2 separate regions of the Mus musculus genome follow, and region 1 is linked to region 2. The links are chromatin loops, found by intact Hi-C in ENCODE. Cell type or tissue: left cerebral cortex. All regions are shown on one strand. Each heading gives the region's core, and the rest is flanking DNA. Links, peaks and the distances in the headings are about the cores only. Region 1 has its middle 44 kb from the start of Bach2. Region 2 overlaps Bach2 (BTB and CNC homology, basic leucine zipper transcription factor 2).

Evidence for each region. A loop is a pair of places that touch in the nucleus more often than their neighbours do. Peaks named below come from ENCODE experiments on the same cell type or tissue, not always from the same donor. Only the 100,000 strongest peaks of a DNase experiment are listed, where the experiment ranks them.
Region 1: it touches region 2 in a loop (1.9-fold over the local background); 4 of 42 quality-filtered maps call a loop at or near these places.

What each region holds. Positions count from the first base shown.
Region 1 is chr4:32,371,651-32,374,564 of GRCm38, reverse strand. It overlaps a transcript of Bach2 not described here. Among named protein-coding and RNA genes, the nearest start is that of Bach2, 44 kb to the left of the region's middle. In left cerebral cortex, for the core only: no CTCF peak of the experiment used is centred there; DNase peaks (open chromatin) are centred at 1,368 and 1,828.
Region 2 is chr4:32,427,955-32,430,868 of GRCm38, reverse strand. The region is part of intron 1 of Bach2 (BTB and CNC homology, basic leucine zipper transcription factor 2); the gene reads right to left. Among named protein-coding and RNA genes, the nearest start is that of Bach2, 12 kb to the right of the region's middle. In left cerebral cortex, for the core only: no CTCF peak of the experiment used is centred there; DNase peaks (open chromatin) are centred at 560 and 1,240; H3K27ac peaks cover 441 bases.

The DNA.
Region 1 (2,914 bases), core at 303-2,802, 56 kb after region 2:
TGGCACAGAATATAGATGCTGAATAGGACCTTCAGGCATGCCCAGTGACAAGGAATGGTGACTTCAAGAAAGGAAGATGGCATCCTACCAAAACACTCAAGTGGCTCTGCACAGAGACATACAGATTTGAGCAAGAAGTGACAGAGCGGCCATGCCCTGCGTCACTACCAGAGGCCATCGTGTGTGACCAAAGGAGACCCACAACAAGAGTCAATGCTGCAGCACTAGGGTCAGCTCTAGGCTACACATCTGTCCTCAGTATTAATTAGTTACACTGAGCTAAAGAGTGCTACTGAGATGTAATGAAACGCTTCCAGAATGAAATGCGAAGACAGAAGAGTTGAATGGCTTCAGCTGCTCCAGGGCTCAGAACTTGGGACTCATACTTTGTAGAAAGGCGATCACGTACACATAAGGACACTCACATAGGCCGGTGATGTGGCTCAAGGGGGTTGCTTGCCCAGTACTCCAAAACAGTTTCTCCCCCTAGCCACACCCCACACAGACCTTTCCACCCCCACCACATGGGTGCATGTGCGCGCACGCGCACACACACACACATACACACACACACACACACACACACACACACACACGGCAGGGGCAAGGGGTCTTCCCAACACAGAAATAAATGAAAAACTGAGAAATGAATGATAAATTATTTCAAACGGAATAATAAGCAAATATCTTAATAGTTCTACACAAATTGGAGATATTTTTAAGCACCAAGGAAAGATATTAAGGACAGGACTGCAAAATTCACCACCTGTCCAACAGTCTGAGAATGAACAGAATGGAAAATGTGTAAAACTAACTCCAAAGCTTGCTTGAAAATGGAAACAGCTGTACACTCTAGGACAGAGCCAATAACAACAGAAGAATGCTTTTTTAAGAAGTACTTCTAACAGCCTCGATAGGTAAATAAGTCATAGGTCACACCCTTGCCTCTTTTCTATTGCTGGGGGGGGGGTTGGTGGGGGGGCATTGGTGGGGGGGAGGAAGAGGCTTTCCCGAAAGGGTAGAATATAGCAGAAATAGTAAATACCAAACCCAGAGAAAAGAGGAAGTTAGTTTCTCACATAGAAATGAGTGATTTGTCTCTGTGATATTTAAAAAATGCCGTAAGAAGAACAGGGCCCTAATAAAAATAAATGATTTCCCTTTTTGTAAAGCATGTAGGGGGAGGAAATTGGCTTCAACTGCCAGAGAAATGGGGAAGCGTGCTTCTGACACTGTCCCCAGAATGCCACCTCATGATGCATCCCTGCTTAGATGCCTTTCCCTGCCACCCCACCCCCCAACTCAGCTGTCCTCTCTCCAAGCTCCTCAATTAAATTATCTCACATTCCTTGCTGATCCGCTGTTCGCAGCTTGTCACATCACGACACCATAAGCCTTCCCACATGCTGCACGCTGTAACTGCCGCTCCTTCCATGCTTGCAGGCACTGAGCACTGGTGCCCCAGATCCCAGGCAAGCTGGAGAGGCTGCAACAGGAATGCCCCTTCATGGCCAGAGGTGCCAGGGAAACATGCACTCCTCCTGTCAGTCAGTGGCTCTCAACCTTCCTGATGCTGCCACCCTTTCCTTCAGCTCCTCGTGTTGTGGTGACCCCCCAACCAGAAAGTTATTTCATTGCTACTTCATAACTGTAACACTGCTACTGTTATGAATTGCAATTTGGATATCTGATGTGTAATCCCAAAGGGGTCGGAACCCATAGGTTTAGAACCGCTGCTGTAAGGGGTATATCTCTCTCTCCATCCATGGAAACAGTGGCAAGTGGCTGGATCAACCTTCGTCAGCGACAATCCCCGGCTCAGACAGTTGCCTTGAAAAAAGACAGGCAATTTTCTCCTCGGCACCTGCAGCTGGAGGAATCAGGCTCTGAGCCTGTCACAGTGCCACCGCTTTGTATCCAGGTTTCATTGCTGCAAAATCTGAAATCTATAAGACATCTTTCACAAAATGATGCCTCAAATTAAAAAAAAAAATGTAGAGGCTACCTCAATTAGACCAGCACGAATTTTTACCTGCAACAGTATTACCACCTGTGTGCCAAGTTAACATATTAAATCAGTAACAGAGGTGACAGAAAAATCTCATTGCAAAATCAGATGAGATTGGCCAAACGAAGTGGCACACGCTCAGACAGGCGACTTCCAAGGGGCCCACACTTAAAGGAACATCTCCGACATTTAAAGGTGGCAGTTTAGAGGGAGCAGCGTATCCAGCGGCTAAGAATTAAGAGGCGCCATGCTCTCCCAGGGAGATATGCTGGTGTGTTCTAGGAGAGCATTAAGGCCAGGTTCACCTGACTGAGGGAAGAACTGTTCACCTTCTAATTCCATTCCATTTGTCCCCCAGGAAGGACTTGTCCCATCAGGAGGAAAGCGGCCAAAGCCTCACAAGCTCTGAGAGGAGGAGACACACAGATCCAGCTGGGATGTCTGACAGACAGTACCAAATGCCTTAACAACCAGCATGCCTTTGGCCCGGAAGGTCCATCTGAAGGATATGTGCAGAGATGATACATGGAGATGCTGTCCACTGCTGCTTCATGACATCTGCTGTTCCGAGTAGAGGAACAAGGCAGAAACACTTGGATGCCTCAGATGGTCATGATGCAGTCACACACGGTGTTTCAGACAGGTTCCTCACACAATGCTGTGAGAATACAGCGAGTGACATGGCAAACAGGCACAGAAGATATCAGCAGAAAACGGGAGTTCAGTAGTTCAGTCCTTGTTCCAGGATCTGTCTGGATTGGGAGACTCATTTAGGATATATACAGTAGTTAACAGCGATGGAGAGATAGGAGTGTTTTCAAGCCCAAGCACATATGCACAGAGCTGTCATCCCAGCACACAAGAGGCTGAAGCAAAAGGACTGCCACAAGTCTGAGGCCAGCCCCA
Region 2 (2,914 bases), core at 124-2,623:
AAAACAGAATCAGGTGGCAGGTAGAGGGATCGTTCCTTAATGGAGCTTCAGCAGGACAAAAAGCCCAGCCTCGTTATAGTTCTGGGAACTAAGAATAGCTTCTGAATGAGTGCTCGCAATCCTCCACAGACCCGTTCCTCCTTAGGAGAGCCCCCTGCTCCCTTTCCAATTTGGACGCAAGAAGAAGAAGGAGGAGGAGGAAGAGGAGGAGGAGGAGGAGGAGGAGGAGGAAGAAGAAGAAGAAGAAGAAGAAGAAGAACAACAACAACAACAACAACAACAACAACAACACTGGTAGGGCAGTTGGAACAAAGGAGGCTCTTCAGAATGGAGGGAGGCTCCAAACATTTTAGATGCTGTCAAAGCTCTTTCACCAGGGTTCAGCTCACAGGAGCTCAGAGCTGTAGTTCGGGTAGCAGGCTGTCATGGAGAAGCCAGGGGAAAAACGTCACGTAGTAACTTTGTAGTAAACACCAAGACACACATACAATTCCCCTACTGATGTTGTGGAGCACACAAGTGAAATGCGATGGAAACGGGGACATGCCAGTGCAGGCGAGGCTGACTTCCCACGGCTGATGAGTAAGCGCTCAGTGAGCTCAGGCTTCACATGGACACCGTGTGAAGCTTTTACGCAGATGTCACTTCAGAATCCCAGACTGACACCCATACCTATGCATTAGTGGGGATGGAACCTAGGGCCTTGCATGTCCTGCGTAAGCACTCTACCTCTGAGCTGCACCAGAGCGTCTTGAAGTAATTTAAAGGTGGGTATACTTAAATAAATTAGAAAATATGTCATTTTCTCTTCTCCTGCCCTCAAACCTAGTTTTCCAAGTAAGGTGGCTTTCCTAAATCCCATGATTAAATGAATAAAGTCTATACAGGCACAAAACGCAGATGAAATTCCACCTCTGACACAGCATTATTTTGGAAAGACTAAAACTCAAGCCTGAGTGCCACCTCTGATGTCCAATGTGCCCTGTGTTAGGAAGATGGCGGAACACCTGCCATGTAACCCGTGTGGAGATAACCTGCAGAGTCCATGTTCTCCATGCAGCGTGTCCCCCAAGAGGCTGTTTAGGGGTGTCTCAAGAAGGATAAGGTGTGACACATGGCTGAGAAAGCCACCCTGATGTTTCAGACTACTCTCTCTGGGACAATTTACTTCCTAGCCAAGGAGTGAGTGACTGATTCTAGAGTCCCTGTGATTGGCTTCTTCAGGGACTGACTGGCATCCCAGCCAGACAAAAGGAGACCAGCGCATGTTTCAGTAAGTGAGGAGAGGAGATGGCGTCATCACTGATGTTTCATCTCTTCTCCCAGTTCCTGCCCAGAAACGCTAAGACAGATCAACTCTCAGAAAGACACAGTGTGAGAAAAAGAGTTCTTATGCAATCCTCCTGCCTCTGTCTCTCCAGTAGGTGGGATTACAGACACATTCCACCTGACCATGGCGACCATGTGTTTTATGACAGTGGGGCTGGAAATGAGGTGAACAGTGCTACCGAGGGGGCAGGGGTTAGATTCTCACAACAGAGAAAAAGAAAGAATGGCAAATGTACACTGACCCCCTATTGCCACCCAACTGTAAATAATAAGGGAAACCCAATGCTGACCAGATCACAGAAATCAGCTTATACCCATTCTCTAGGTCAACTGTACATATCTGTCACGTCTATAAGCTAACAACAGACCGGAACATTGTCCCTTCCAGGTCCCACACAGCCAGCGCTGTGCATCCTGCAGTTGGCTATATGGCAACGTTCTCAGCTTTGTGCTGACAGACTTCTCCTTTTCTGCACTCATTCCAGCACGGTGCCTTCAGGTCTGTCTAAGTAATGTAATTTACTCGAGTGGAATTCCCTTGGTACCCAGTGCAGCACTTGGTGACAGTGTCATTTATACTCTGGTGTCACGGCCTGACACTGATACATTGGCCTTCCTCGCTCCTTCACAGAAGAGCATGCAATTTCACCTTCCGCCGTGCCCTTCTGCAGCGAGCATGTATAAATTTACTCTATTCAGCCCTAATTACAAGCCTTGGTTGAAATGCTCTCATTAGATTTATATTTCTTACTCCAAATGTCAATCTTATTGAAAATTTCAGTTTTTCTGAGCATTTACCCATTAGAAATAAACTCCAAAGCATTTCATGACTGAGAGCACTAAACTACCAATGCGGACATGCACTTAAAATACATCATTAGTGTAATCTCCATTGCAAATTCTTTATATTATTCAACCAAAGGAATAATGGGCCCAGCCTGGCCACTACCCTCAAACTGCACATGAAGGACAGGTTAAAACCACTGTTACATACGAAGAAGTAGAGTGTATCAACCGGATGAATTTCAGATCCTTTGTCATCCCCCCCAAAGGTGAGGTAGGAAATCACAGCCAGAGTTTAATTTATCACCTTCTCCAGTCTATAATTCTCATAGACGCTTCAGTGGCAAAGTGCAGTGAGGCTGGCAAAGGTAATGGTGTGCGTGCCAGTGTGTGCATGTGTGTGCCACTGTGTGCCAGTGTGCGCATGTGTACCTGTGCGTGTGTGCCTGTGCATGCATGCACTGTAATGCCAGGAACTCTGAAAGTCACCTGGAAGGATTTTCTCTGAGGAAAAGGATTCTTCTTAAGAAGAATCTCTTAAGAAAAGGATTTTCTTGAGAGAGAGAGAGAGAGAGAGAGAGAGAGAGAGAGAGAACGCATATAAAGCACAGCCTGGATACAATGTGGGGGATGAGATATGGCTGTAAGAAAAGGCAAACCATCTTGGTCCTTAACCTGAGGAATGTCTGTCTTCACTACAGACTGCCAGGTCCTAACACTGAAACCCAGAAAATCTGCTGACCTTAATATGTATGCTACAATCAGCCTTGGTACCTAGGATGGCAGAATCAACATGAAAAGG